Regions from separate parts of the Homo sapiens genome. Here region 2 is linked to region 1. A link is an interaction called in ENCODE POLR2A ChIA-PET data of the cell type or tissue named here. Cell type or tissue: OCI-LY7. All regions are shown on one strand. Each heading gives the region's core, and the rest is flanking DNA. Links, peaks and the distances in the headings are about the cores only.

Region 1 (17,112 bases), core at 5,516-13,515:
AGTTTGAGACCAGCCTGGCCAACATGGTGAAACCCTGTCTCTACAAAAAATAAAAAATTAGGCCAGGCGCAGTGGCTCACACCTGTAATACCAGCACTTTGGGAGGCCAAGGTGGGTGGATTGCCTGAGGTCAGGAGTTTGAGACCAGCCTGACCAATATTGTGAAATCCTGTCTCTACTAAAAATACAAAACTTAGCCGGGCATGGTGGCGTGCACGTGTAGTCCCAGCTACTCGGGAGGCTAAGGCAGAAGAATTGCTTGAACCCAGGAGGCAGAGGTTACAATGAGCCGAGATCGCACCACTGCACTCCAGCCTGGATGACAGAGGGACACTCTGTCTCAAAATAAAAAAATAAAATAATAATAAAATTAATTAATTAAAAAATTAGCTGGGTGTGGTAGTGCACACCTGCAGTCTCAGCTACTCCAGAGGCTGAGACGGGAGGATTGCTTGAGCCCGGGAGGTGGAGGTTGCAGTGAGCTGAGATTATGCTACTGCTCTCCAGCCTGGATGACAGAGCAAGACCCTGCCCCCCACCCATCCCCCCAAAAAAAGTCTTCTGCTAGCCATCATCACTCATATTTGGCTCAGAATAAACCTCTTTAAATATTTTGCAGTTCAGCTTTTTCAACACCTCCAATTTGAACTTGTCTGATTGTATCCACAGGTTTAGATTCAGGTTGAATATTTTTGGCAAAAATACTATAAAAGTGATATTGTGTGTGTCCTTCTTGGGGAATGATTTTTATTATACTACGTTTTAATAAATTTACTTTTAGCCGGGCATGGTGGCTCACGCCTGTATCCCAGCACTTTGGGAGGCCGAGGCAGGTGGATCACCTGAGGTCAGTTGTTCCAGACCAGCCTGGGCAACATGGTGAAACCCCATCTCTACTAAAAATACAAAAAATTAGCCAGGTGCGGTGGTCGGTGCCTGTAATACCAGCTACTTGGGAGGCTGAGGCAGGAGAATCGCTTGAACTGGGGAGGCAGAGGTTGCGGTGAGCTGAGATCACGCCATTGCACTGCAGCCTGGGCAGCAAGAGTGAAACTCCATCTCCAAAAAATATATATTTTTTATTTATTTACTTTTCATTTATTTAAGAGGGGTATAACATCACATGGAATCTTTGTCCAGTGGCCTTAGCAGGAAGATTGTTTCAGAATTTGGCATGAACTATGCCCATAATTCCATGGGTCTGAGTTACCTTTCCTCACATCACTCTGGTTTTGTTCAGTTTGCTGCCGGGAGTCACTGTCCTGTTCTTTGCTTTGTATGCATAAGCGCATCTCTTGCCCAAATAGGATTCAGTTTCATCTCAGGCATAAATGCCTTCAATGTTAAGAAGAGCTGTGTACTCCCTTTGGTTCAAGAGACCCTGCTTATAGCCAGCAAAAGTGGCCTTGGGTCCAGGCCCAGTGGTTCATGCTTGTAATCTCAGCACTTTGGGAGGCCTAGGCAGGAGGATCACCCGAGGCCAGTAATTCAAGACCAGGCTGGTCAACATAGTGAGACCGTGTCTCTACAATAAAAAGAAAATAAAGCCAAGTGCAGTGGCTCACGCCTGTAATCCCAGCACTTTGGGAGGCCGAGGCGGGTGTATCACCTGAGGTCAGGAGTTTGAGACCAGCCTGACCAACATAGTGAAACCCCGTCTCTACTAAAAATACAAAATTAGCTGGGTGTGGTGTCACATGTCTGTAATCCCAGCTACTCGGGAGGCTGAGGCAGGAGACTCACTTGAACACAGGAGGCGGAGGTTGCAGTAAGCCGAGATTGTGCCATTGCACTCCAGCCTGGGTGACAGAGTGAAAGTCCGTGTCAAAAAAAAAAAAAAAGAAAAAAAAGTAAAAGGAAAAAAGGAAAAATGGCCTTAGACCACAGCCTTCCAGACATATCTGCCTTTTAGAAGTCCTGTCCTGGTTGGGCAGGGTGTCTCATGTCAGTGATCCCAGCACTTTGATAGGCCAAGGCGAGAAGATCCCTTGAGCCTAGGATTTAGAGACCAGCCTGGGTCTCTAAATATAACATAAGGAGATCCCATCTCTACAAAACACTAAAAAAAGTTAGCTAGGTGTGGTGGCATGCACCTGTGTTCTCAGCTACTGAGGAGGCTGAGGTTAGAGGATCACTTGATCCTGGGATGCTCTAGGTTACAGTGAGCTATGATCGCACCACTGCACTCCAGCCCGTGCGATGGAGTGAGACCTTGTTTCAAAAGAAAAAAAAAAAAGGCCCTGTCAAGCAGACAGGCTCCAAGATGGTAGAAAGAGAAAGGCCTTAGGGAATGATTTTTAAATTTACGGCAGCTGAGAGTCTAACTTCTTAGAGGGGGAAAATTGTGAAATACTAAAATGTGAAGGTGAAATCCCTTGCCCAAGGTCATATGTGCCTTTTAGTTGGTGACCCCAGACTCTAATCCTGGTCTCCTTGTCTGTCTGTACCTATGTGTTCTTCTGTCTTCTCTGTTCTTAGAAACAAACTTTTTCCTCCCCCCACCTACAGCATGCCTTCTGTGGTCAGAATTCTGCTTTAAAAAGCCTTTTTCCCTTATTACTTTTGCACACAACTCAGTTCTCTCCAACAAGGCCTGAACTGCCATTGTTTGCTTCAAACTTCCTTGCATCCAATCCTTCCTCTTTTCAAGATAAGGCCTGTTTTTCCCAGGGCTCTGGGGAACCACACCTAGAAGAGGCTGTTCCAGACAAGTCTAGCATTGCTTCCCTTTTTCTGATAAGGTTCCATTGTTGAGAACACTCCCTTTGTTTCTTACCTGTCTCCAAAACATTCTGGAATTTACTTCTATTTTAGTTTGCTGATGTGGCCATTACTGTTAAGTGGTGGTTAATTATCTTTGTATTCTACATTCTTTTTTTTTTTTTTTTTGAGACGAGTCTCACTCTGTTGTCCAGGCTGGAGTGCAGTGGTGCGATCTCGGCTCACTGCAACCTCTGGCTCCTGGGTTCAAGTAATGCTCCTGCCTCAGCCTCCCAAGTAGCTGGGACTACAGACGTGTGCCACCATGCCCAGCTAATGTTTTGTATTTTTAGTAGAGACGGGGTTTCACCATGTTAGCCAGGATGGTCTTGATCTCCTGACCTTGTGATCCACCCGCCTCCCAAAATGCTGGGATTACAGCCGTGACCCGCAGTGCCAGCGAGAATTCGTATTTCTAACCTAACCTAATCTAATCTAATCAAGTGATTCTGGCCCACAGATAACACTTAGAGAATCACTGGGAGCTGGGTGTTGTGATTTGTGTCTGTAATCCCAGCACTTTGGGAGGCCAAGGCAGGAGGATCCCTTGAGGCCAGAAGTTGGAGACCAGCCTGGACAACACAGCAAGACCTCATCTCTACTAAAAATTTAAAAAGTAGCCAGGCATGGTAGCATGCACCTGTAGTCTTAACTACTTGAGAGGCTGAGGCAGGACGATGGCTTGAGCCCAGGAATTTGGCTGCAGTGAGCTATAATCACACCACTGCGCTTCAGCCTGGGCAACAACAGAGGGAGACCCTGTATGTTAAAAGAAAACAAAACAAAAAAATCATTGGCTTAAACTGACATTTATATAATGTCAAACTGATTAGGCTGGGTGCAGTGGCTCACACCTTGAGCTTTGGAAGGCTGAAGCTGGCAGATTGCTTGAGCTCAGGAGTTCAGGACCAGCCTGGGCAACATGGTGAAACCCCATCATAAAAAGAAAGAAAGAAAGAAAGAAAGAAATACAAATTCTCAGCTCTTCTTCCTTCCTTTCCTTCCTTCCCTCCTTTCTTCCTTCCTTCCTCCTTCTTTCCTTTCTTCCTCCTTCCTTTCTTCCTTCCCTCCTTCCTTCTTTCTCTCTTTCCTTCCTTCCCTCCCTCCCCTCCTCTCTCTCTCTTTCTCTTTCTTCCTTCCTTCCTTCCTTCCTTCCTTCCTTCCTTCCTTTCTTTCTTTCTTTTTCTTTCTTTCTTTCTTTCCTTCTTTGCCTTCCTTCCTTCCTTCTTTCCTTCCTTCCTTCCTTCCTTTCTTCTTTTCCTTTCTTTCCTTTATTTCCTTTATTTTTCTATTGACAGGATCTTGCGCTGTCACTCAGGCTGGAGTGCAGTGGTGCAATCTCACTGCAGGTTGCTCACTGCAACCTTCTCCCCCAGGCTCAAGCAATCCTCCCACCTCAGCCTCCCGAGTAGCTGGGACTACAGGTGTGCACCACCATGCTGGCTATTTTTTGGTATTTTTAGTAGAGATGGAGTCTCATTATGTTGCCCAGGCTGGTCTTGAATTTCTGAGCTCAAGCGATCCGCCTGCCTTGTCCTCCAAAAGTGCTAGGATTACAGGTATGAGCCACCATGCCTGGCCAAAACCCCGTCTCTACAAAAAATACAAAAGTAGCCAGGTTTGGTGGTGTGCGCCAGTAGTCCCGGCTACTTAGGAGGCTGAGGTGGGAGGATAGATTGAGCCAGAGAGATCGAGGCTGCAGTGAGCCATTATCCCACCACTGTACTCCAGCCTGGGTGACACAGTGAGACGAGACTGTCTCAAAAAACAAAAACAAACAAACTGATTATATTGAAGTATCATAAAGCAAGTTATAGACATGAAGTCACCCACAAAACCTAAAAATGTCCACTTCCCAGGGGTTCAATTCTCTACTTTCTCTTGCTGTCCACATCTAATCTGTTTTGAAGTTTTTCTTGTCTAGCTTCAACATATACCCTGAACCCCCATCCTTTCTCCTACATCGTCTTAGCCCAAGCTCATATCCCCTCTCGCCTAGAATACCGCAGCCACTTCTCATCTGGTATCCTCTCCCAGTCTTGACCCAACTCCCCACACAGTCACAGGGGTTATCGTTGGAAAATGCAAGTCAGATCATATCACTCTGTTAAAAACACATCCAGTGGCTACTGCAATTAGAATAAACGGCAAACTTCTTTTATGACTGACAAGAACCTGCATGCCCAGACCCTGCCTGTCTGTCTGGCATTCTCGTTGCTTCTTGAGCCTTGTTTATCACGCTCAGGTTTACTGGCGTCTTCCTCTTTCTGCACATATCAAACTCTTGGTACTTGTAATTGTCTGGATTGTACCCCACTCCCAGCCTGAATTCTGTGCTTGACAAAAGGCTACCTTTTCTATCTACTTACCTAAAGAAAGTGAAGAAATGTCTAAGATGTGCTGGTAGGTGAAAAAGTAAGGTGGGAAGTACGTATTGCATACATGTTACCTTTTTATTTATTTATTTATTTGAGATGGAGTCTTACTCTGTTGCCCAGGCTGGAGAGCAGTGGCGTGATCTCAGCTCACCGCAACCTCTGCCTCCTGGGTTCTAGCGATTCTCCTGCCTCAGCTTCCCAAGTAGCTGGGATTACAGGCATGCACTATCATGCCTGGCTAATTTTTCTATTTTTATTTTTCATTTTTATTTCTATTTTTTTGAAACAGAGTCTCTCTCTGTCGCCCAGGCTGGAGTGCAGTGGTGCAATCTTGGCTCACTGCAACCTCTGCCTCCCGGGTTCAAGCGATTCTCATGCCTCAGCCTCCCAAGTAGCTGGGATTACAGGCACGTGCCACCACACCAGCTAATTTTTGTATTTTTAGTAGAGATGGGGTCTCGCCATATTGGCCAGACTGGTCTTGAACTCCTGACTTCAGGTAATCCACCTGCCTCAGCATCCCAAATTGCTGGGTTTACAGGCGTGAGCCACTGCACCTGGCCTAAAAATTTTGTAGAGACAAGGTCTTGCTATGTTGTCCAGGCCAGTCTCAAACTTCTAGCTTCCAATGACTCCCACCTCAGCCTCCCAAATACTGGGATTACAAGCATAAGCCACTGCACCTGGCCTCTATGTTACCATTCAGGAGATATATAGCCCTTTGCTTGTACATGATTCAACTACTTCTGAAAGCATACACAAGAAACAGTTAACTCTTGTTGTCTCTAGGGAAAGATGCTGGGTGTCTAGGGAAGAGTGGAAGAAAGATTTTTACCAGAAATCTTTTGTACCTTTTGGATTTTGAACCACATTATACCTGGTCAAAGTAAATTAACAAATAAATACCATCAAGACTAACTAGTTAAATAAGTAGTTCTGTGGTTATTCTGTGCCTGTCACAAGCTGTTTTTTTTTTTTTTTTTTTTGTAGCACTGATTACAATCTGTAATTATCTTGCTTTTGTGTATGTGTTAACTGATGTTTTGTCCCCGTCCCCGCTGGATTACAAAGTCCTGAGAAGAGAGACTGTTGCTGTTTGTGTCTCACCATTACATGCCTAAGAATTAGCACAGTGCCTGGTAAACGGCAGGATGTCAACAAATATTTCTCTGGGATTTTTTGGTTTTTGTTTTTTCTGAGACAGAGTCTCGCTCTGTCGCTCAACCTGGAGTGCAGTGGCGCAATCTCGGCTCACTGCAACCTCCGTCCCCTGGTTCAAGTGATTCTCCTGCCTCAGCCTCCCCAGTAGCTGGGATTATAGGCACCCGCCACCAAGTCTGGCTAATTTTTGTATACATACATATATATATATATATATATATATATATATATATATATATATGTATTTTTTTTTTTTAAGATAGGATCTTGTTCTGTCTCCCAGGCTGGAGTGCAGTGGTGCTATCATGGCTCACTGCAGCCTGGAACTCCTGGGCTGAAGTGCTCCTCCGGCCTCAGCCTCCCAAGTAGCCAGGACTACAGGCATGTGCCACCATACCCAGCTAATTTTTTTTTTTGAGACCGAGTCTGTTGCTCTGTCTCTCAGGCTGGAGTGCAGTGGCGCGATCTCAGCTCACTGCAACCTCTACCTCTTGGGTTCAAGCGATTCTCGTGCCTCAGCCTCAAGAGTAACTGGGACTACAGGCACGCACCACCATGACCAGCTAATTTTTGTACTTTTAGTAGAGATGGGGTTTCACCATGTTGGCCAGGCTGGTCTCGAACTCCTGACCTCAGGTGATCTGCCTGCCGCAGCCTCCCAAAGTGCTGGGATTACAGGCATGAGCCACTGCACCCGGCCTCCCAGCTAATTTTTGCATTTTTTGTAGAAATGCGGTTTCACCATGTTGCCCAGGCTGGTCTCGAACTTCTGGGCTCAAATGATCCTTCTGCCTTGGCCTCCCAAATTGCTGGGATTATAGGGATGAGCCACTGTGCCTGGACTGTTTTTTTTGTTTTGTTTTTTTTTTTAATATGAAACACTTCATGAATTTGCATGTCATCCTTGCACAGGGGCCATGCTAATCTTTGTGTTATTCCAATTTTAGTATATGTACTGCAGCAGGGAGCATAAATATTTGTTGAATGAATGAATCTTGTCCAGCAGGGACGAAGTGGAAAGGAAGGTGCAATACAATCACTTGTGGATTCAGGATCTGCATACCTGACCGGCAGACCTGCTTGCTGGCTTGGAACCTCCTGAAGTTCATGACTGTCTAATGAATTCTGAATCAGCCATCCTCTGCAATTTCCTTGCTATGTCGGAGTCAGCGAGATTCTATTACCTGCTCTGGGCCTTAGGTTTCATGCCTGCAAAATGGGCCGAGTGAAATAGATCTGTGTTTGCCTAACTGGAGTTGTTCCTGTTCTATCTTTATGATTTTTGCCATATCGTCTATATTATTTAGCATTTTTATATCTGTACCATCTATATTATTTACTTAACATTTTTCTTGCATCGGTTCACTTATTTTTAGCTATATAAATATTATTTCAAAAGGAAACCTTATGTCAATACATAAGCAGAAAACCTATACCTCTTGCCATAAATGGGAGCTAGAAGTAAAAATAAAGACAGTGAAACAACACAATGTGATTACATGCTGGCTAGAGACTGTTGCCTGTACAGGCTTTAGGGTCCAGATCTGCTTGTCCTTTGTCATAAAGGAGATTGGGCTGGGGGTGGTGGCTCATGCCTGTAATCCCAGCACTTTGGGAGGCTGAGGTGGGAGAATATTTTGAGGTCAGGAGTTTGAGATGAGCCTGGGCAACATAGGGAGACCCTTGTCTCTACAAAAAAAAAAAAAAAATTAGCAGGGCATAATGGCACCTGCCTGGGGTCTCAGCTACTTGGGAGGCTGAGGTGGGAAGATCACTTGAACCTAGGAGGTCGAGGCTGCAGTGAGCCACGATTGTGCCACTGCACTCCAGCCTGGGCAAGAGAGTAAGACCCTGACTCAAAAAAATCAAAAACAGAAAAGGAGATTGTACCACACTGAGACTTCCTACTAGAGGTAGAATTAGAAGAGGATTGAAAAAGGGGTGACTGAGGCCGGGCGTGGTGGCTCAAGCCTGTAATCCCAGCACTTTGGGAGGCTGAGATGGGTGGATCACCTGAGGTCAGGAGTTCGAGACCAGCCTGGCCAACATGGTGAAACCCCATCTCTACTAAAAATACAAAAAAATTAGCCAGGGGTGGTGGTGGTGCCTGTAATCCCAGCTACTCGGGAGGCTGAGGCAGGAGTGTCGCTTGAACCCAGGAGGCAGAGGTTGCAGTGAGCCAAGATTGCACCATTGCACTCCAGCCTGGGCAATGGGAGCCAAACTCCATCTCGAAAAAAAAAGAAAGAAGAAAGAAAGAAAGAGAGAGAGAGAGAGAGAGAAAGACAGAAAGAAAAAGAAAGAAAGAAAGAAGAGAAAAGAAAGAAAGGAAAAGGGGTGACTGGCTGGGTGTGGTAGCTCACGGCTCTAATCCCAGCACTTTGGGAGGCTGGGATGGGAGGATCACTTGAGGCCAGGAGTTTGAGACCAGCCTGGGCAACATCGTGAGACCCCCCCATCTCTACTTAAAAAAAAAATGAAAGAGAGATTCCTTTCCACAGTGCTTTTTAATGGTGCCCGAATATTTTACCAAAAATAATCTCATCTACACTAGGGGAAACATTGAGTTTAAATTGCTCATTTCACAAACGTAGAAACTGAGGCCCAGTATGGGGGTTGAAATTTTCCAGGGTAGTCATTTGGGAATTTGTCAAGTCTGGACTGTAAGCTTTCATAATAGGAACTGCATTGGCATGTGCTTGGGACAGGTCTGGTATACAGTGTCATTCAATAAATGAGTCCTGAGCCAGGCATGGTGACACATGCCTATAGTCCCAGCTACTCAAGAGGCTGAGGCTGGAGGGTCCCTTGAACCCAAGAATTTGAGGTTGCAGTGAACTATGATTGCACCACTGCACTCCAGACTAGGCTACAGAGTAAGACCATGTCTCTAGAAAAAAAAAAGTAATAATAAATAAGAAAAAAAGAGAAAGAAATTAGTTTTTTTTTTTTAGAGACGGAGTCTCACTCTGTTGCCCAGGCTGGAGTGCAGTGGTGTGATCTCGGCTCACTGTAACCTCTGCTTCCCGGGTTCAAGCAATTCTCCTGCCTCAGCCTCCTGAGTAGCTGGGACTACAGGCGCATGCTGCCACGCCTGGCTAATTTTTTGTATTTTAGTAGAGACGGGGTTTCACCGTTGTTGCCCAGGCTGGTCTCGAACTCCTGAGCTCAGGCAATCCACCTGCCTCGGCCTCCCAAAGTGCTAGGATTACAGGCGTGAGCCACCGTGCCCGGCCAGAAATTAGTTTTTATTTTATTTATGTATTTATTCATTTATTTTGAGATGGAGTCTCGCTCTGTCCCTTGGCTGGAGTGCCGTGGCGCGATCTCGGCTCACTGCAAGCTCCGCTTCTGGGGTTCACGCCATTCTCCTGCCTCAGCCTCCCGAGTAGCTGGAACTACAGGTGCCTGCTACCATGCCCAGCTAATTTTTTTGTATTTTTAGTGGAGACGGGGGTTTCACCGTGTTAACCAGGATGGTCTTGATCTCCTGACCTCGTGATCTGCCCACCTCGGCCTCCCAAAGTGCTGGGATTACAGGCCTGAGCCAGGTTCTTTATCAAACCTGCTTGTTTTTTGTTTTTTTTTGTTTTTTATGATATTATTCTGTTTGCATATTTTGGTACCTTCTTTTGTGTCTTTAATAATTATTAGCTCATCTTTCGATGGTTTTTGTGCAAACATGCTATTATCTGAAAGTACGCCTTTGCTTGCTGGGTTGACTCCTAGCTCCAGGAGGATGATTTCTATATTGTAATTTTGGATTACATGAGCCCCAAGGCCTGATTTCCTGCCCTTGTATTTGCATTGCATTAGGAGGTCTTTGCTTTCTGAGACCCGTGACACCTCCTCCTCTGGCATAGTATCTATCAGTTCACACTACCGGTTGGGTTTCAGTTCCATTTTTGTTTTTTGACATGGGGGATTTCCCTTTCTTTCCTGTGAACCCTGTGATTCATTTAAAAGAGTACTTGTTATCTTTTACTCAGAATTTCCAGATGTTTTTGCGGGTGGGGTTGAGTGTTTCAGGCTATCTAATCTGCTGTATTGCTGGAAACTGACCACCTTTGCGCTTTTTTTAGTTTCTTTTCTCTACCCCCTAGCTCTGAATATTCAGTTTCTGTTCTTTCATTTCCCACCCTACTCCCTCCTGTCTCATATATCTTTTATACCTTCAGCTTCAAATCCTTTTCTTAACAAGTTGATTTACTCTGGAGTTTCTAATTTAAATGCATCCCAGGTGGCAATCTCACAGGTCAACCTGGTTCCTGTTGGGCCAGATATTCTGGGTCCAGCTATCTCATAAATCACTTGCCCTGCCCATGCATTGGCTGCCCCTGGGGCTGATGCCCATGTCTGACACAATCAGCTGTGGTGTGAGCAGAAGTTGCCAGTCACATGGTACCAAAGAAGGTGACTTCTGCTCTGTCTTTAGAAGGGTCTGTGGGTAAGTGGGGCAGACATCATGACTGACATGTACAGTAACATCCTTAACAGGTTTGCAATGTAGTTGATTGATAATAGCCAGAAGGTTTAAAATATTTTTTTTTTTGAGATGGAGTTTTGCTCTTTTTGCCCAGGCTGGTGTGCAATGGCGCGATCTCGGCTCACTGCAACCTCTGCCTCCCAGGTTCAAGTGATTCTCCTGCCTCAGCCTCCCGAGTAGCTGGGATTACAGGCATGCACCACCACCCTGGCTAATTTTGTATTTTTAGTAGAGACGGGTTTTCTCCATGTTGGTCAGGCTGGTCTTGAACTCCTGACCTCAGGTGATCCGCCCACCTCGGCCTCACAAAGTGCTGGGATTACAGGCGTAAGCCACCACGCCTGGCAAATTTTTATTTTTTTTAAAGCTAGAATCTTAACTTGCCTTATACATTCACCTCTGGCATAGATACTGTTTGCATGCCCCAACATGGCTACTCCTTCCATGTTCCTACTCTGTAAGTACTAAATCATTGATAGAGGGTTTGTCCTCTCAAATAAGCTTACTGTCATCACTTTAAAACACTATTTCTTTTCTTTACTTTTTTTTTTTTTTTTTTGAGACGGAGTTTCACTGTTCTTGTTGCCCAGGCTGGAGTGCAATGGCACGGTCTTGGCTCACTGCAACCTCTGCCTCCTGGGTTCAAGCAATTCTCCTGCCTCAGCCTCCTAAGCAGCTGGAATTACAGGCACCCGCCACCACGCCTGGCTAATTTTTATATTTTTAGTAGATACGGGGTTCCACCATGTTGGCCAGGCTGGTCTCGAACTCTTGACCTCAGGTGATCCGCCCGCCTCGGCCTCCCTAAGTTCTGGGATTACAGGTGTGAGCCACCGCACCTGGTCCCCGAATTCATTTTTTAAAAAAGGAAGTGTTTTATTCCAGGGCTGGAGTCAGCCAACCTTTAAATGCCCCCGAAACTCTATATGATGGGATACCATGTAGCCAGTGAAACATTATGAAGCTGCTTAACATTCAACAGTTAAAAAAGATCTCCCAGATACTTTACTTTTAAAAGAAGTTGTGGATACATTGTAGGTGTATATATCAATGGGGTATACAGGATGTCTTGTTACAGGCATGCAATGTGAAATAAGCACATCATGGAGAATGGGGTCCAGATACTTTAAGTTAAAAAAAAAAAAAGAGATAAAGCAGTGTGTATAATAGGCCTTATTTTGTGTTACAAAAATGTATATATATATAGACCAGATGCGGTGGCTCACGCCTGTAATCCCAACACTTTGGGAGGCCAAGGCAGGCGGATCACTTGAGGTTAGGAGTTCAAGACCAGCCTGGCCAACATGGTGAAACCCCGGCTCTACTGAAAATTAAAAAAATTAGCTGGGCGTGGTGGTGCACGCCTGTAATCCCAGCTACTTGGGAGGTTGAGTCAGGAGAATTGCTTGAACCCGGGAGGTGGAGGTTACAGTGAGCAGAGATCACGCCACTGCACTCCAGCCTGCGTGACAGAGGGAGACTCCATCTCAGAAAAAAAAAAAAAAGAATATATATAAATACGTGTGTGTGTGTGTGTGTGTTTATTTGTAAATGCATCTCTTAAATAATACCTAAGAAATTGGCAATGGTGGCTCCTCTGGAAGAGGAAGTGGGTGGCTGAGGGACTTACATCGCATTTCCTTTGTAGAAGTTAAAAATAAATGAAGAGGCTGGGCGCAGTGGCTGACGCCTGTAATCAAAGTGCAAGCAGCAGTTTGGGAGGCCAAGGCGGAAGGATCACTTGAGGCCAAGAGTTCAAGACCAGCCTGAGCAACATAGTGAGACCTTGTCTCTACAAAAAAATTTTAAAAATTAGCTGGGTGTGGTGGTATGCGCCTGTAGTCTCAGCTACTCAGGAGCCTGAGAAGCAGTGGAATAGTTTGAGCTGCGGTGAGCTATGACTGTACCACTGTACTCCAGCGTGGGTGACAGAGCGAGACCTTGTCTCTAATAAAATAAAAAATAAGGGCAGGGTGCGGTGGCTCACGCCTGTAATCCCAGTACTTTGGGAGGCCGAGGCGGGTGGATCACCTGAGGTCAGGAGTTCAAGACCAGCCTGGGCAACATGGTGAAACCCCGTCTCTACTAAAAATACAAAAATTAGCTGGGTGTGGTGGCATGTGCCTGTAATCCCAGTTACTCGGGAGGCTGAGGCAGGAGAATCGCTTGAGCCCAGGAGGTGGAGGTTGTAGTGAGCCAAGATTGCACCATTGTACTCCAGCCTGGGTGACAGAGCGAGACTCTGTCTCAAAAAAAAAAAAAATAAAATAAAATAAAAGGAAGGAGGAAAAAAGAAAGGAAAGAGGAAGAGAGGAGGAAAGGAAAGAAAATATTGTCTGGGTACAGTGGCTCATGCTTGTAATCCCAGCATTTTGGGAGGCTGAGGCAGGCAGATCACCTGAGGTCAGGAGTTCCATACCAGCCTGGCAAACATGGTGAAACAAAAATTAGCCATGTATGCTGGCACACGCCTTTAATCCCAGCTACTCGGGAGGCTGAGGCATGAGAATCACTTAACCTGGGAGATGGAGGTTACGGTGAGCTGAGATCTCGTAACACTGCACTCCAACCTAGGTGACAGAGCAAGACTCTGTCTCAAAAAAAAAAAAAGAAAAAGAAAAAGAAAATGGGCCCGGAGTGGTGGTTCACTCCTGTAATCCCAGCACTTTGGGAGGCTGAGGCGGGTGGATCACCTGAGATCGGGAGTTCGAGCCCAGCCTGACCAACATGGAGAAACCCTGTCTCTACTAAAAATACAAAATTAGCCAGGCGTGGTGGTGGACGCCTGTAATCCCAGTTACTCGGGAGGCTGAGGCGGGAGAATCGCTTGAACCCGGGAGGCAGAGGTTGTGGTGAGCCGAGATCATGTCATTGCACTCCAGCCTGGACAACAAGAGCAAAACTCCGTCTCAAAAAAAAAAAAAAAAAAAAGAGAAAATGTAAGAATAGCTCCTAAGCCAAGCTGGGAAAATATTTGCTGAAGAATGGCAACACCTCACATTTATCTGTCTCTAGAAAAAGGCAAGGGTTAAGTCAGTTCCTCAAAAAGGCCACCTCAGAAGCCATGGCCTTTCCACTGGCAGTACTTCTCTCTTGACTTTACCCTTAAGAGGAATTGGGATCTCAGATCTATATACCAAGCCTGGCCCATATGTTTGAGGTCATGAAAAAGAATGTGGGGGCCAAAAATTCATCCTCCTAGCTCAGTGTCTTCAAGCCTTTGGCTGAATCGCAGAACAGCAACAAACATATTTCACATTGTGATTCAGTATTGACACTTGTATTTCTTTCTCTTTTTTTGAGATGGAGTTTCACTCTTGTTGCCCAGGCTGGAGTGCAATGGTGCGATCTCAGCTCACTGCAACATCTGCCTCCTGGGTTTAAGCAATTTTCCTGCCTTAGCCTCCAGAGTGGCTGGGATTACAGGTGCACGCCGCCATGCCCGGCTAATTTTTGTAGGTTTTTTTTTTTTTTTTAAGATGGCCGGCTAATTTTTGTATTTTTTTAGTAAAGATGGGGTTTCATCATATTGGTCAGGCTGGTCTCGAACTCCTGGCCTCAGGTGATCCGCCCACCTTGGCCTCCCAAAGTGCTGGGATTACAGGCGTGAGCCACCACGTCTGGCCTATATATATACATATTTGTAACACAAAAAAAGGCCTATTATACATACTGCTTTACCTTTTTTTTTTAACTTAAAAGTGTCTGAACCCCATTCTCTGTGATGTGCTTATTTCACATTGCAAAACTGTAACAAAACATCCTATGTACTCCATTGATATATACACCTACAATGTATCCACAACTTTTTTTAAAAGTGAAGTATCTGGGAGATCTTTTTTAACTGCTGAGTGTTAAACAGCTTCATAATGTTTCATTGACTACATGATATTCCAACATATATAGTTTGGCTGACTCTTGGTATCCCATCATATAAAGGTTGGCTGACTCCAGCCCTGGAGTAAAACACTTCCTTTTTTAAAAAATGAATTTGGGGACCAGGTGTGGTGGCTCATGCCTGTGATCTCAGCACCTAGGGAGGCTGAGGCGGGCAGATCACCTGAGATCAGGAGTTCAAGACCAGCCTAGATAACATGGTGGAACCCCGTCTCTACTAAAAATACAAAAATTAGCCGGACATGGTGGTGGGTGCCTGTAATTCCAGCTGCTTAGGAGGCTGAGGCAGGAGAATTGCTTGAACCTGGGAGACAGAGGTTGCAGTGAGCCAAGACCATGCCATGGCACGCCACCCTGCGCGACAAGAGCAAAACTGTCAAAAAAAAAAAAAAAAAGAAAATGAGTTTTAAAGTGATGGCAGTAAGCTTATTTGAGAGGATAAACCCTCTTCCAGTGATTTAGTACTTACAGAGTAGGAACATGGAAGGAGTAGAGATGTTGGGGCATGCAAACAGTTCTATGCCAGGGGTGAATGTATAAGGTAAGTTAAGATTCTAGCTTTAAAAACATAAAAGTTAAAACCCTGTGGCTATTATCAATCAATTACATGGCAAACCTGTTAAGGATGTTACTGTACAAGATTTTGCATGGACATATGTTTTCAATTCACTTGGGTATATACTTAGGGGTATAATTGATGGGTCATATGGCAATTCTTTGTTTAACACTTTGGAGAACTGCCCACCAATTTTGCGAAATGGAGTACCATTTTACAGTCCCACCAACAGTGTACAAATGGTTCAATTTCTCTACATTGTGGTTAACACTTAAAAAACAAAACAAAACAAAACAAAAAACTGGGGTCAGGCACGGTGGCTCACGCCTGTAATCCCAGCACTTTGGGAGGCTGAGGCAGGCGGATAACCTGAGGTCAGGATTTCAAGACCAGCCTGGCCAACACGGCGAAATCCCATCTCCATTAAAAATACAAAAAATTAGCTGGGCCTGGTGGTGGGCACCTGTAATCCCAGCTACTTGGGAGGCTGAGGCAGGAGAATGGCTCGAACCCGGGAGGCAGAGGTTGCAGTGAGCCGAGATTGTGCCATTGCACTCCAGCCTGGGCAACAAGAGCGAAACTCTGTCTCAAAAACAAACAAACAAACAAACAAAAACCAAAAAAAACCCCAAAACTGGAATGCTTCACAGAATTTGCATGTCATCCTTGTGCAGGGACCACACTAATCTTCTCTGTATTGTTTCAGTTTTAGTGTATGTGCTGCCAACATGAGCATAGTCCTTATTTTTATTTTAGCCCTCTTACAGTGGGTACTTTTAAAGCATTTGATAGCAAATGATTTTTTCTTCCAAGGCAAATATGTTTAATATGTAAGTCTAGAAAGGAAAAGCAAAACAAAAATGAGCTGGGCTTCAAATTCTTCCAGCTGTGGAGTCATTTGCAGGTTGTGGAGCAGGACAAGTCTGTTGCAGCCAGGCCAGGTGCCAATTCCAACAGGCGCATGTGTCATCTCTGGCACAAAAATCACAGGTCACCAAACCCTGATTTGAGTTTAAAGGAAGAGGCATGAATAAGGCAACTCTGGGTTGTAAAGCTCAGGCTGCTCTTTATCTCCAAAAATTTGTCTTAAATATGATTCTTCTCAGGGGTGTTTTTCCCCTCTTTTAAGCAAAACAAGAAGTCAAGTACTTGTTTACCCTAAATTGCATTTTTTGATCTCTCTCTTCTGCTCTCTCTTTCCCCCTCAGTTGTGTGTCCTTCCCAGGGAGAAAAGTGGTTCAGAGTACAGCCTGGGGGTGGAGCTTGGGGCTGTGCCAGCTCATTTTCAGATTAGGTATTTCGTAACAGAGTTTTAGGCATGTGCAGGGTTTAGGCTTCTACCCAAGGAATCTATTTTCACTTGCAGGGAAATTTCACACTGTAATTACTATCATGAAGCAAAATATGGTGTGGGGTGAGGGAGGAGAACATTGTTACTAACCCTTGGATATTAACCCCTACGAAGCAAGTTTGGAACTGCCATACATTATCATTATTAACATTTGAGTGCTCTGTGCTTGACACTGTGTTTAGAGCTTTCACTATGCTGTTCTATTTAATCCTGATAATACCCTATGACATAAGCATTATTGTTGTTGCTATTATTATCATTATCAGTGTTCTCACTTTAGGAAATGGAGGCACAGAAAGTTCAAATAACCAGCCACTATCACACAGCTTTGTAAGTAGCAGAACCAGCTTAGCAGGTTAGGCAGTGAGTGTCAAAGCCCACATTTTCTTTTTTCTCTTTTTGGACTCCAGGGTGGAGTGTAATCACCTTGACTTCCCTGGCTCTAGTGAGCCTCCTGCCTCAGCCTCCCAGTAGCTGGGACTAAAGGTGCATGCCATCATACTTGGCTAATTTATGTATGTTT
Region 2 (13,178 bases), core at 604-8,603, 770 kb before region 1:
CTGCTGGAAGCCCGACCCCTTCCCAGGGTGTAGACACCGCCCCCACGCTCCCCTAAGAGTGCGCGCCCCCTGGCTCCCCCAGGGCCGCCCCGGCCGGATACCGCCTCTCGGGTGGCCAGCCCGAGACTGCAGGCCTGCGGCGGGGGCTGGGACGGGGCTCGGTCGCGCTTCCTTCCATCTTCCTTTCTGCCCCGGAAAAGTGGCCCCTCACTTGCTGCAGCGCCCACTCGGGCCCAGGCACTCTCCCGGGCGCCCTGATCCGACAGCCCCAGGCAAGTGCAGCTGTTCCTGGTCTGCAGATGAAGAAATGGAGGCTCCGAAAGAAGCAAAGCAGTTCATCGATTCGCTGAGCGCGGTTGTGCCCCAGGCGCTGTTGTGGGCCTGGGGACGCTGTCGCGAACGAAACTGCGAACAAAACAGACGAACCCCCTCCTCTGGACGTGATTCTGCAGAGAGGGGACAGAGAAGGAGATTCTAACACAGCATTGGGGTGGGACGCGTGGGGAATGGCTTTGTTGCCACTCGGGACTAGGGCTCTATTTTTCTCTCTGCATTCAGAAGCCTCGAAGGATCAGTCGTTGATTCTTGAGTGAGCACCTACTACGTGCCAGACATTGATATAGGGGTTAGAGCTTCAGCAATGAACAAAATAGACAATAAACCTCTCTCTCATGGAGGTGGCATTCTGATTGAGCAGCTGGGTAAACACGTTTATGAATAACTTCAGAGAGAGATAAGGTGTTGTGGAACCCATAAAATGGGGTGGCGTGAAGGCCAAGGGCGTGGGTTCCTTGGGTAGGTGGTCAGGGTGGGTTTTCTGGAGTAGGACGTTTTGGAGCTGAGAACTTCCTCAGAAGCGGGTCTTGCTGAGATCTGGAGAAAGAGCTTCCAGGTGGCAGCAACAGTGCAAAGGCCCTCAGGCAGGAATGAGTTTGTGTGGCCCAGGCCAGGATGGCCAGAGCACAGCGGGCAGGGCACTGAGGTCAAAGGGATGGCAGAGAGGTGTGCAGGGCTTTGTAAGCCGTGGTGAGAAGTTCAGATTTTATTGCAAATGCCACGGCAAGCTGGAGAAGGGTTTTAAGCTGGAGCGGGGCCGTGACCTGAATTATCTTTTCTTTTTTTTTTCTTTTTTTTGAGATGATCACTCTGTCGCCAGGCTGGAGTGCAGTGGCGTGATCCCGCTCACTGCAACCTCCAGCTCCCTGGTTCAAGCAATTCTCCTGCCTCAGCCTCCCAAGTAGCTGGGATTACAGGCATACACCACCACGCCCAGCTAATTTTTGTATTTTTAGTAGAGAGTGGGTTTCACCATGTTGGCCAGGATGTCTTGATCTCCTGACCTCGTGATCCGGCTGCCTCGGCTTGGGATTACAGGCGTGAGCCTCCGCGCCCGGCCCTGAATTAACTTCTCAAAGTTTGCTCTGAGTCGTTCTGTGGAGAATCACAGTCGCTAACACTGGCTATGATGTAGGTAAGCATAGAAGGTAGGCATTAATATCCCATTTGTAGATGGGGAAGCCCAGAGAGGTGAGGTGAGTTCCCCAAGGTCACACAGCTATGGAGAGGAGAAGCTGGGAAGGAGCCCCAGCATTCTGACTCCAGTCTGCATTCCTAACCACTGCACCACGTGGCCTGTCATGGTGGATTAATGGTAAAACTGGTGACCAGTTCCGGCTCTGACAGGAGAGTCCATCCTCTTAACCCCCACAGCACAGTGCCCCAGAGCCTGAGAAAAAAATGAGGCCCAGAGAGGTCAAGGTCTTCTTAAGGACACTCAGCTTAGCCCTAGCCCCTTGTTCCTGCACCTCCTATTCCTGCTAAATCAACCCAACAGCCATTTGCTGAGTGCCTTCTATGGGCAGAGCGAGGGCTGGGTGTTAGTGCTGGGGGAGGCATAAGTCATGGCTGCGGGTCTCTGTCCTCCCCAGAATTCTTACACAGCAGGGACCAGGGATTGGGCTCTCTTTATAGCCTCTGGGGGCAGAACTGGGTTCTAGACCCAATTCCTCTCACTTTGTTCCACCATTCCACTTTGACCTGGGAGAGTCTGCCAACTTCTCTGGTCACTATCAAATACCCTTATCACAGGGTAGCCATGAGAATGATGTGAAAAAATGAATTACAGTGCTCGGCTCATCACCTATATCTGGTAAATGGTGAGTGAATGTGAGTTTTTATTTTATATTGCACCCAATATTGGGATTCTGGAGTCAGACTGCCCGAGTTCAAGTTCCTGCTATGTGACTTACAAACTGTGCCACCTTGGGGAAATGTCTTCACCTCTCAGTGTGGTGGTTATTTCTGTAAAATGGGAATGACAATAGTGATTGTCATAGGATTGTCTAGGGATTAAGCCAGCTGGTACAGATACTGCCCCTTAGGAGAGTGGCTGGCTATAGTGGGTACTCCAAGTATCAGCTGTGGCTGCAATTGCTGGGACATTTGGAAGCCGGCCATCTGCAAGAGGATATTCATACAGTTCAATTTCACATCTGGCTTCTCCCTGGAGCTTCAGGGAAAGCCACAGCAGGTCTCTGGTGCAGGAGGGACCCAGTGCTCTGTGACCTCTGGTTGAGACACTACTCTAGTGTCACCAACGGGAGGCCTAGGACTTGCAGCTGGAGATACTTGCATCCCAAACCAGGGTTCTCCCCCCTCCCCCTGCCCCCTGACCCTGTCCCGGGGAAGCTGTGCCCTCCACAGCGAGGGGCTTAGAGGATTAAGGGATTTCCTCCAGTGTGGGACATCTTCACTACAGCCTATGTTAGGCAGGTTATTAATAGAAAGGATGCACACTTGCTAAACTTAGGTCAAGCCGTCTTAATGTGTTCTCCTTAATTTTCTTTCTTTTCTTTTTTTCTCTTTCTTTCTTTCTGTCTTCTTTCTTTCTTTTTTTTTTTTTTTTTTTTTTGACAAAGTCTGGCTCTGTCATCTAGGCTAGAGTGCAGTGGTACAGTCTCGGCTCACTGCAACCTCTGCCTCCCAGGCTCAAGCCATCCTCCCACCTCAGCCTCCCAAGTAGCTGGAATTACAGGTGCACACCACTATTCCTGGCTCATTTTTGTATTTTTTGGTAGAGATGGGGTTTCACCGTGTTACCCAGGCTGATCTTGAACTCATGAACTCAAGTGATCCACTTGCCTTAGCCTCCCAAAGTATTGGGATTATAGGCATGAGCCACCGAGCCCAGCCTAAGACATCTTAATTTGAGGACGAGGCTTTGCTCTGCTTCCTGTCCATGGCCACTTCCAGGCCCTGGACCTTTCAGATGTTCATGAGCCAAGATCCTTTCTTTCTGGATTTCCTACATCCCCACAGTTCATTTGGTTTTTCATTCATTCACTCAATCATTCATTTGTTTAACAAATATTATTGATTGAGTGCTGAGTAACTGTCCTTGGCCTCAGGGAGACAGCTGAGAAGAAACAAACCACTCCTGTTCCCTTGAGGCTGACTTTCAGGTCAGGGAGACCAATAAATATGTAAAATATGTAGTTATTTTGGAAGATGAGAAGTGCCACGCAGAAAAAACAAGTGGAGAAGGGAATACAAAGTGCTAGATGCTACAGGGAGGTTGAATTTTAGGTAGAAGGCCAGGGACAGCCTCACCGAGAAGGGGATGTTTCAGCAAAGATCAGAAGGGAGGAAGGAAGGAACTGTTGGCATGGAGGGACAGGACTTCCCAGGCAGAGAGGCTGGCAGGTACCAAGCTTTGAGTTGGGACGTGCTTGGAGTGAGAGTAGCAGCAAGGAACCAGTGTGACTGGAGCCCAGTGAGAGGGGGCAGATCCTGCAGAGTCTTGAAGGCCACGGTGAGGACGTTGGCTTTTCTTAGACTGAAATAGGAGCCTTGGAGGGCTCCTAGTGGAAGAGTGACGAGGCCTGACTTAGGTTTTCCCAGAATCCTTCTGGCTGCTGTGTAGAATTAGTTTAGGTTCAGAGGTATCTGACACAGCCCTAGAAATGTCATGAGGTGAAATAGCCCTGGTCCTCTACCCAGTCATTTGTTCATTCAGCAGAAACTTCACTGGGTTCCTCTTGGGTGTCAGGGCAGGGCTGGGGCCCCGGAGGCTCAGGACGAGTCAGTCTCTATCCCTGCCCTCCTTAGTTGAATATGGAAGACTCATAAAGGAACTTGCAGTGTGAAGGAAAAAGAGTACAGTGGAGAGTTGAGGAAGATGCATGGGAATTGGTCAGGAACTCCCTCAAACTTTTCCACTGAAAGGCACTAAGCAAACATCACTGTCTGCTGATAGGAAGGGTACTTGGGTACTGAGATTAAAAAAAAAATGACAGGCCAACCTTCAGAAAATCCAGAAATTGGCAATGAGTATTTATGGGTCACTGAAGTCTATGGCTTCAGGTGCAGTTGGATCTAGGGGCTCATACAGTGTTGTCAGGAATCCTTCATTGGGGAAGATGGCCCCCAGTGGCTCCAGGCAAGTAAAACACCAGCTTGGCACCCCTGGTGAGCAAACACACCCGGTCCGACTCTCACTGGCCCAGGTTCACCCACGTGGTATTCACCTCTGCCTAGGGCCCAGGAATTTGCTGATTGATTGGATCTGGATCATGGACACCACCCTGGGGCTGGGCACTGAGGGTGGAGGTGGGGGCAGTCATCTCCACCCAAACCAGGAGACTGTGAGACAAGGAAAAGGGGCGGCTCCCTGCAACGGAAGATGAGGAGCGGATGCCAAATAACAGATGTGTATACCTGGAGGCTCCTTGGGGAGGTGGCACAGGACCTGGGACTGAAGAGGGAGAGTAGAGGAACAAGGGGACCCTTTCCTTGGGGAACAAGGACAGTGCACGTAGGAGGCCCAGCACGTGCAGTGGTGGAGCGGCATGAAAGCATACAGTATGTGCCGGGAACAAACATGTTGGCAAGGTGTGTGGGGCGGGGCTGTGGCGACAGAGTCCGGGAGGAGGCGAAGTGGCTGAGGAGTTAGGCCAGCCCATGAAGGGCCTTGCCTGTCATGCTAAGGTGGTGGGACTGACTCAGGTGATGGGAACCATGGAAAGGGAATGTTCTTCCTCGTCTTCCTAATGGCTCCAACTCCTTTGAGGTCCTCCTTTATATCTACAGTCCCATGCCACAGTATCATTTCACCATGCTTTATCCCTTGGGGTTTTCCTGAGAGCTCTTTCCCCTCCACCTCTGCCTCCTGCACCCCAGTTTCCTCCCACCGCACCTATCTCTGATTGACTCTTCTTGCTGGGAGGTCAGTGCAGCGGAGCTCTTAAGGACATGGGTTTGGGAGGCAGGCAGGTCAGCATTTCCATCCTGATCCTGTTGCTTCCTAGCTGTGAGAACACTCTGAGCCTTAACCTCCACATCTGTAAGATGGAATAATTGTAGCAGTCTCACCTAGGGTTGTTATGAGGATGAATTGAGGGAAGGAACATAAAGTCTTCACACAGAGGAGGTCTCCATACATGATAGCTGTTATTATTACTGTTTTATTTCACGTTTGTTTGTTTGTTTGTTTGTTTCTATTGTCCATTGGCCTTATTGTCCATTTCAACTGAACCTGCACTGATGTGTTTTCCAGTGGAACCTGTGGGTGGAAGCTGTGAGCCCTTTGGCTGGGTTCCCTTTCGCTGCAAGAGGAACCCAGGAAATGGCAAACAAATCCTGGGCTTTCACCTCGATTGCTTCACATGGCCTGGAAGGACCTTGCTTTCTGGGAAAAAGCCTCAGGAATGAGGGAGGAGGGGCAAAGGGGGGCGAAGACAGAGCAGGATCTGAGCAGCATCTTCCAGGATGTTTACTAGTGGTGAGGAACAGGAAGGACAGGCCAGCCAGGGAGTGGCAAGGGCTCGTTTCCTTGGAAGGTAGGAGTGGCAGGGGAGAGGGATGAGCAGAAGTGGGGGTGGAGAATGATTCCTTCACCCATGGAACTCCTCCTTCTGCACAAAAACTGCCTAACAAAGCTAAGAAGGGACCCAAGCAAGAGAACAGAGTGAAATCACATTTCACCAAGGTTTTATAATGGAGCAGTCAAGAGTAGGGACTGTGGACCCAGACAGCCTGGCTTTCATTCTATCCTCAGCTGCTTACAACTTTTTTTGTTTTTTTATTTTAGAGTCAGGGTCTCAGTCTGTCACCCAAGCTGGAGTGCAGTGTCACGATCATAGCTCACTGTAACCTCAAACTCCTGGGCTCAAGCGATCCTCACACTTCAACCCCTAGAGTAGCTGGGACTACAGGTGCCCACCACCCTGCCTGGCTAATTTTTAAACCTTTTGTATAGAGACAGGATCTTGCTATGTTGCCCAGGTTGCACTTACTACTTTTGACCTTAAGTGAGTTGCTTTACCCCCCTGATGATCACTTTATTCATTCGTAAATAATACAAGAGCCTACCTCATAACGTTGGGGTGAGAACTTTTTTTTTTTTTTTTTGAGACAGGATCTTGCTCTGTTGTCCAGGCTGGAGTGCAGTGGCACGATCTCGGCTCACTGCAACCTCCACCTTCCCGGATTCAAATGATTCTCCCACCTCAGCCTCCCGAGTAGCTGGGATTACAGGTGCATGCCACACACCCGGCTGATTTTTGTATTTTTAGTTGAGATGGGTTCTCATCATGTTGGCCAGGCTGCTCTTGAACTCCTGGCCTCAAGTGATCCGCCCGCCTCAGCCTCCCAAAGTGTTGGGATTACAGGCGTGAGCCACCACACCTGGCCATAAATGTGTTTTTAAACTCAAAGCAATGTCTAGTCCAGAGAAACTCTCCATACATCTGGCTATAATATTGCAGATGTCCTTGTCAGGTCCAGGGTGGGGGTGCATGACATAGATACTGCTGGATTATTCTAGATGCTTCCAGAAATATATAAATTTAAGTGTGTGAATTAAAAATTAAGAGTAATCTGTGCAACTGTGCTGCCAATAGGGTAGCCAGCATCCATATGTGGTTATTTTTATATGTACACTAATATAAATAAAATAAAATAAAATAAAAAATTCAGGCTGGGCATGGTGGCTCATACCTGTAAGTAATCTCAGCATTTTGGGAGACTGAGGCGGGCGGATCACCAGAGGTCAGGAGTTCGAGACCAGCCTGGCCAACATGGTGAAACCCGGTCTCTACTAAAAATATAAAAATTAGCCAGGCTTAGTGGTACATGCCTGTAGTCCCAGCTACTCGGGAGGCTGAGGCAGGAGAATTGCTAGAACCCAGGAGATGGAGGTTGCAGTGAGCCGGAATTACGCCACTGCGCTCCAGCCTGGGAAACAGAGTAAGACTGTCTAAAAAAAAAGAAAAGAAATTATTTCCTGCATCCCGTTAGCCACATTTCAAGGGCTCATTTTCTACATGTGGTTGGCTAGTGACTATCATATTGCACAGCATGGTTATAGAAATTTCTGTCATTGCAGAAAATGCTGTCAGATAGTGCTGCTCTAAGAAGAAAGGAAAACATAGAAAATGTAACACTCAGATCAGTGCGGGAAAAAATGGAAAAAAAACCCACCCCATAATTGATCCATCAAAAGCAGAAATGGAGGTAAAAAGAAATATCCTGATAGCACAGTAAATAGAAGACAAAAAGATAAATGGCAGAAGCAATTTCAATTGTATCAGTCATTGTAATAAATGTGGACCAGTTCACCTTTTTATTTATTTATTTATTTTTGAGATGGAGTCTTGCTCTGTCGCCCAGGCTGGAGTGCAGTGGTGCAATCTCGGTTCACTACAACCTCCGCCTCCTGGGTTTAATTGATTCTCCCACCTCAGCCTCCTTGATAGCTGGGATTACAGGCGCCCACCACCACGCCAGGCTAATTTTTGTATTTTTAGTAGAGATGGGTTTTGCCATGTTGGCCAGGCTGTTCTCGAACTCCTGACCACAGGTGATCCACCTGCTTTGGCCTTCCAAAGTGCTGGGATTATAGGTGCGAGCCACCACACACGGCCAAGTTCACCTTTTAAAAGAAGACAGTCAGATTGCATCTGAAATCATCCAGCTGTATACTGCTTTCACAAGGAACACATGACAAATGGTTACAGATCTAACCTGTTGGGTTAAAGTGCTTTGAAAATGCAGACACTGAGGAGGGAGCGCTCACTGTCTAAATGTAGGTGCCTCTGGGGTGAACAGGTTTCAGAAGGAGGAGACAATGTGAGTTGAGAAAGGCTAAATCTAACTACAGCTGTTGAAAATACCTTGACTGCCATGCATGGTGACTCACGCCTGTAATCCCAACACTTTGGGAGGCCTAGGCAGGAAGATCACTTGAGCCCAGGAGTTCGAGACCAGCCTGGGCAATGTAGTGAGACCCCACCTCTTCAAAAAAATCAAAAAGTTAGCCTGGCATGGTGGTGCATGTCTATAGTCCCAGCTGCTTGGAAAGCTAAGGCAGGAGGATCACTTGAGCCCGGGAGGCAGAGGCAGTGAGCCATATGGTGCCACTGCACTCCAGCCTGAGTGACGGAACGAGACCTCATCTTAGAAAAAAAAAAGAAAGAAAATGCTTTGAGCTTTCTTTTTCCTGTGTCTGTTCTTATGGCGCCTTCATTATTCCCTGTGTTGTTTGGATTTCTGTCTTTTCTCCTTATTTATGCTTACCAAAGCATTATCTGTTTTCTTATCCATGTCAAGGAACCAACTTGAGTTTTAGCGATCAACTATCCTCTTCTTGTCGTTTTTCCATTCCCTTAACATCTGTTTTCATATTCACTAATTCCACTTGCTCTTTGGGTTCATTTTGTTCTAATTTTCCTAGCTTCTTCACACAAAGACTTAATTAATTTACTCTCAGGTTCTTTTGGGGTTCCTGATAAAATATAATTTTCACTTGATTATCTCTTTGACCACATCCCACAGGCCCATTTTTTATGTGGGCCTTTTATTCTCATTTCATTATTTATTACAATTTTTATTCTCAGTTATTTTTATCCTCAATTATTCAAGATTTTTAATCTTTATTTTATTTATTCTCATTCAGTAGGTGGTTATTTCTATTTTGTTTCTTCTTTATGCCAAGTAATTTAGATGTATATTTTATATTTTATTTTATTTTTTAAAGATAGGGCCTTGCTCTGTCACCCAGGCTGGGATGCAGTGGTGTGATCATAGCTCACTGCAGCCTCGACCTCCTGGGCTCAAGCAATCCTTCTGCCTCAGCCTCCTGATTAGCTGGAACTACAGGTATGCACCACCACACCCAGCTAATTTTTAAAGAAAATTTTTCTGTAGAGGTGGTGTCTCACTATGTTGTGCAGGCTGGCCTCAAACTCCTGGCCTCAAGTGATCCTCCTGCTTTGGCCTCCCAAAGCGATGAGATTACAGGCATGAGCTACCACATTCGGCTTTAGCTGTGTATTTTAAGTTTCTCCATGTATATTTGGGCGGAGGGGGGTGTTGTTGTTACTGGTTGTTTTTTTTTTCTCTCTGAATGAAAAAGCCATGGTTGGAAAAAAAAAATGCTTGTCTGCAATGCCAGGAACCAACAGGCTTAGTTTTGCTATTTGGCCTGTTCCCTTTGCACTAGATCTGCAGCAAAGAGTGAAATGGAGTCAGCGTCTTCTTCCTCTTATTCTCTTAGCACCAGCTGTTGAAGGGTTATGTTTTGAAGGTGTATTAGTCTGTTTTCATGCTGCTGATAAAGACATACCTGAGACTGGGTAGTTTATAAAGAAAAAGAGGTTTAATGAACTCACAGTTCCATGTGTCTGGGGAGGCCTCAAAATCATGGTGGAAGGTGAAAGGCACTTTACATGGCGGCAGGCAAGAAAGAATGAAAGCCACGTGAAAGGGATTCCCCTTATAAAACCATCAGATCTTGTGAGACTTATTCACTACCACGAAACAGTATGGGGGAACCACCCCCATGACTCAATTATCTCCCACTGGGTCCCTTCCACAACATGAGGGAATTATGGGAGCTACAATTTAAGATGAGATTTGGGTGGGGACACAGCCAAATCATATCAGAAGTGGAGCAGGAGATGACATCAAATTTGTGTTTTCTTAATCAAGTCTGGCATTGGGCAGGACTGCTACAGGTGGTAACAGCAATCATGGTACTTCTCCTTGAGCATACTTCCTGAGCCTCCTTTCTCTACTGAACTCTTCCAAGAGCCAGTGAGAAAGGATTTATTAGCCCTGTTTTACAGGTGAGGAAACGAGTTCAAAGAGAAGAAGCAGCTTGCCCAGGGTGGCACAGAGCAAGTGGCAGTGCTAAGACTGGTACTCAGGCCTTTTCAGTCCTAGTCCTCATTGCTTTACACTGTGCTAAGCTGTCAACACAGCAGATCATATAACAACTTAGAGGAACAGCATCCATTGTTTCATTTTATCTTCCCACTGGCTCTGAAAGCAAACAAGGTGGGTATTATTGTCCCCATTTTACACATGAGCAAACTGACACTGAGAGATCAGAAGTACCTTGGTTCAAGTGCAGCTGAGAGGGGCACAGAGTGAGATGAGGTATGCACAGATACACAAGAAAGAAGCTTAAGAATGTCTTTAATAACCACAGCTCTCGGATCACTGGATTCATGAGGACTGGAAGGGGAAAAGAAGCAAATGGCAAGAAAACAGATCTACCAAAAACAAAACAAAGCAAGACAAAAAGCCTCTCACATTCTTACATTCAGCCAAGGATTTTGTACCTTCTTCACTAGTTTGTTCATTCATAAAATGGGAATATTGAAACACTAATTTCTTTGGATTTAGGAAGAATTTTTCAGAATTATTATTTTTGAGCTCCTCCTTTACTACCCTTTTCATTTTTCATCTTTAGCCAATGGTCCATTTGGATATAAATTAAACTAATCTAGGACTAAAAACCTCACATTGTAAGATACGGAAGTCAGAATTATTGTGCAGTTTGGTATTTCCTAAGTAATGAAGTAGTTGGGTCATGGCGTGCTTTCCTGATTCCCACAAACTGACCCTTGTGCTCGCTCGTCATGTACTCAGGAATCTTTATTCCATTTTAAAGGAGAAAAATGTTTGAATGGATGCTTTATATATTGGTATTTTTAACACACAGATGTTGTAACATCTTTCATTAATGTGTCAGGAGCCCTTTGGAAGAGACTGATCTAGTAACATTTCCTCATTTTATAGATTTCCTTATTTTATATTCAAGTTATCTATTGCTGTTTAACAAAACACTCCAAGACTTAGCATCTTCTAATAATAATCATCTTATATCTACTAGTTCTCTGGGTTGAATGGGCTCAGCTGGGTGGTTCTTCTGCAGCTGTGGTTGGAATCATCTGGAGGCCCCTGTCTGTTGCCTAAGGGTCTCTCCACACAGTTTTTCCATGTGACAGTGTAGCCAGATTTCTTACAGAGTGGCTTGGGGCTCCCCAAAAAAACATAAAATGTGGAAATTGCTCAAGGTTTAGACCCAGGACTGAACAGTGTCATGGTAGCCATATTCTGGTGGTTAAAACTAGTCACAGAGCTACTCAGATTCAGTGTGAGAGGGAACCACATAAAGGCATAACACCAGGAGGCATGACTCATTGGGAGCCATCTTTAGAGACCAGCTCCCACAGCCCAAAAAGGGCAAGTGACTGGCCTGGTGTCACACTGCAAGTTAGTTACCAAAACAGAAAAGAACCTTGTTTTGCAAATCTCTAAATTATTGTCCTGTCCTCACTACTATATATGTGTAAAAATGACTTGGGGGCCCTACAAATCCCTCAATTAGCAAAAAAAAAAAAAAAAGAGAGAGAGAGACATTGCAGGTTTTTCCATGAGTCTGGAAATTCTGTTGCTCAGTGTACTAATTGGGAGCTTTTAAATTATAATTTACAGAAACCAACTCAATCTGACTAAAAGAACAAAGAGTATTGGTTGGCTCATGTAACGAGAGCCCAGTGGATTGGGTAAGCTTCAGGCACTGCTAGATCCATGGGTTCATGCAATAATATTGGGATCTATTTCTTGTTATCTTTTGGCTCTGCTCTCATCTGTGTTGGTTTCATTTTCATAAAGGCCTTCTGCACAGCATGACCAATGACTATTTTGTTTCTGTAACTTGAAATTCTCAAAAAATGTAGTTCTTTTTTCTTGTCTATGTATAGCAATTCCCTGAGACCCACTTGCTCATCCCTATGTGTGGGTGGAGAGTACATGTGACTGGTAACCCCATCAGTGGGGAAGGGGCTCTTCCTCAAAGGAAAAGATTCCAGGCAGACAGAAGAAGTAACAAATGTTTACTACACCCAGAGGCTTGTATTCCTTGAAGATTTGTTTCCATGTGGAAGCAGTTGAAAACTGGTACCTATGGGTTGCACTCTGAGATGTGTTTTGTCTGACTCAAAGAATATTTTTATATATTCTTGGAACAGCATTTAAAAATCAGAAAATAGTTTATAAAAATCTGGATTTATGGTTTCTCTTTAAAAAAAAAACCAGATCTGGCAGTTCTTGACCTTCCTGTTTTCCAATTTCCTTATCTGTGACATGGAGATATTAGTAATACCTAACTCGTGAGGTTACTGTTCCATGGTGAGCAGGTCTATGCAAACCTACCTCTGAAGGCTGAGGAGCTGAGAGGCCAAAGAAAGAGGCTGACAAATCCAGTCTTGCAGAAAGAAATTTCACAGGGACATAAAAACAGGAGCCATATCTCAGGTAGCCACAAGACCGTGGATTCCCATACCTGACCTCCAGAAAGTATTCTTAATATATCAAGCTTTTAGCATAAAACATGTGCAGCTGATCATGTCTTCAGACTTTCTTGCCAAGACTTGTGACCACTGGAGAGGCTGGATAAGCATCTTTATGAAGGGTTATCTATGCTACAGGCATTTTTAAAGAACTTACTGTAGAACAACTTGGTATGTGGGGCCCAAATATCCATCATCATGGTGGTTTCACTTCAAGATGGCCTCACTCTGGCCATGCAACAGGGTGTTTTCCTACAGTTGTGAGGATTACATGAAATGATGCGTTTAAAGTTTCTCACACTATGCCTGGCACATAGGGATCAGTCATGAAATGGCAGTTACTCTTCTAATAATTTGCCTGAGATTATACAGTCGGTGTGTTAACAATACCTGGAGCTGTGTTGTGACTTTAGATGAGGCATGAACTCTCCAGTTTGGCAATCCCCACCATTCTTTGTTGTCTCACATGCAGCCCGTGTTCCTCATTGATCTTAACTGGCAGCTCCCTGCTATATAGCATTTCTTCTTAGTTTTCGTTAG

What was found. Peaks named below come from ENCODE experiments on the same cell type or tissue, not always from the same donor. Only the 100,000 strongest peaks of a DNase experiment are listed, where the experiment ranks them.
Region 2: POLR2A ChIA-PET joins it to region 1 with 17 read pairs; 2 of 35 experiments call an interaction of 5 or more read pairs at or near these places.

The regions. Positions count from the first base shown.
Region 1 is chr20:47,477,112-47,494,223 of GRCh38, forward strand. It overlaps the pseudogene RPL35AP, the pseudogene RNU6-497P and the pseudogene RNU6-563P. Among named protein-coding and RNA genes, the nearest start is that of NCOA3, 16 kb to the right of the region's middle. RefSeq lists enhancers at 2,545-3,098, 3,099-3,651, 9,444-9,513, 10,114-10,443, 10,474-10,523 and silencers at 10,734-10,783, 10,804-10,863. In OCI-LY7, for the core only: no CTCF peak of the experiment used is centred there; DNase peaks (open chromatin) are centred at 6,320, 10,170, 10,690, 12,420 and 2 weaker places; H3K4me3 peaks cover 2,458 bases; H3K27ac peaks cover 7,734 bases.
Region 2 is chr20:46,709,763-46,722,940 of GRCh38, forward strand. All of the region lies in intron 1 of SLC2A10 (solute carrier family 2 member 10), which reads left to right. Among named protein-coding and RNA genes, the nearest start is that of SLC2A10, 6.7 kb to the left of the region's middle. In OCI-LY7, for the core only: no CTCF peak of the experiment used is centred there; no DNase peak of the experiment used is centred there.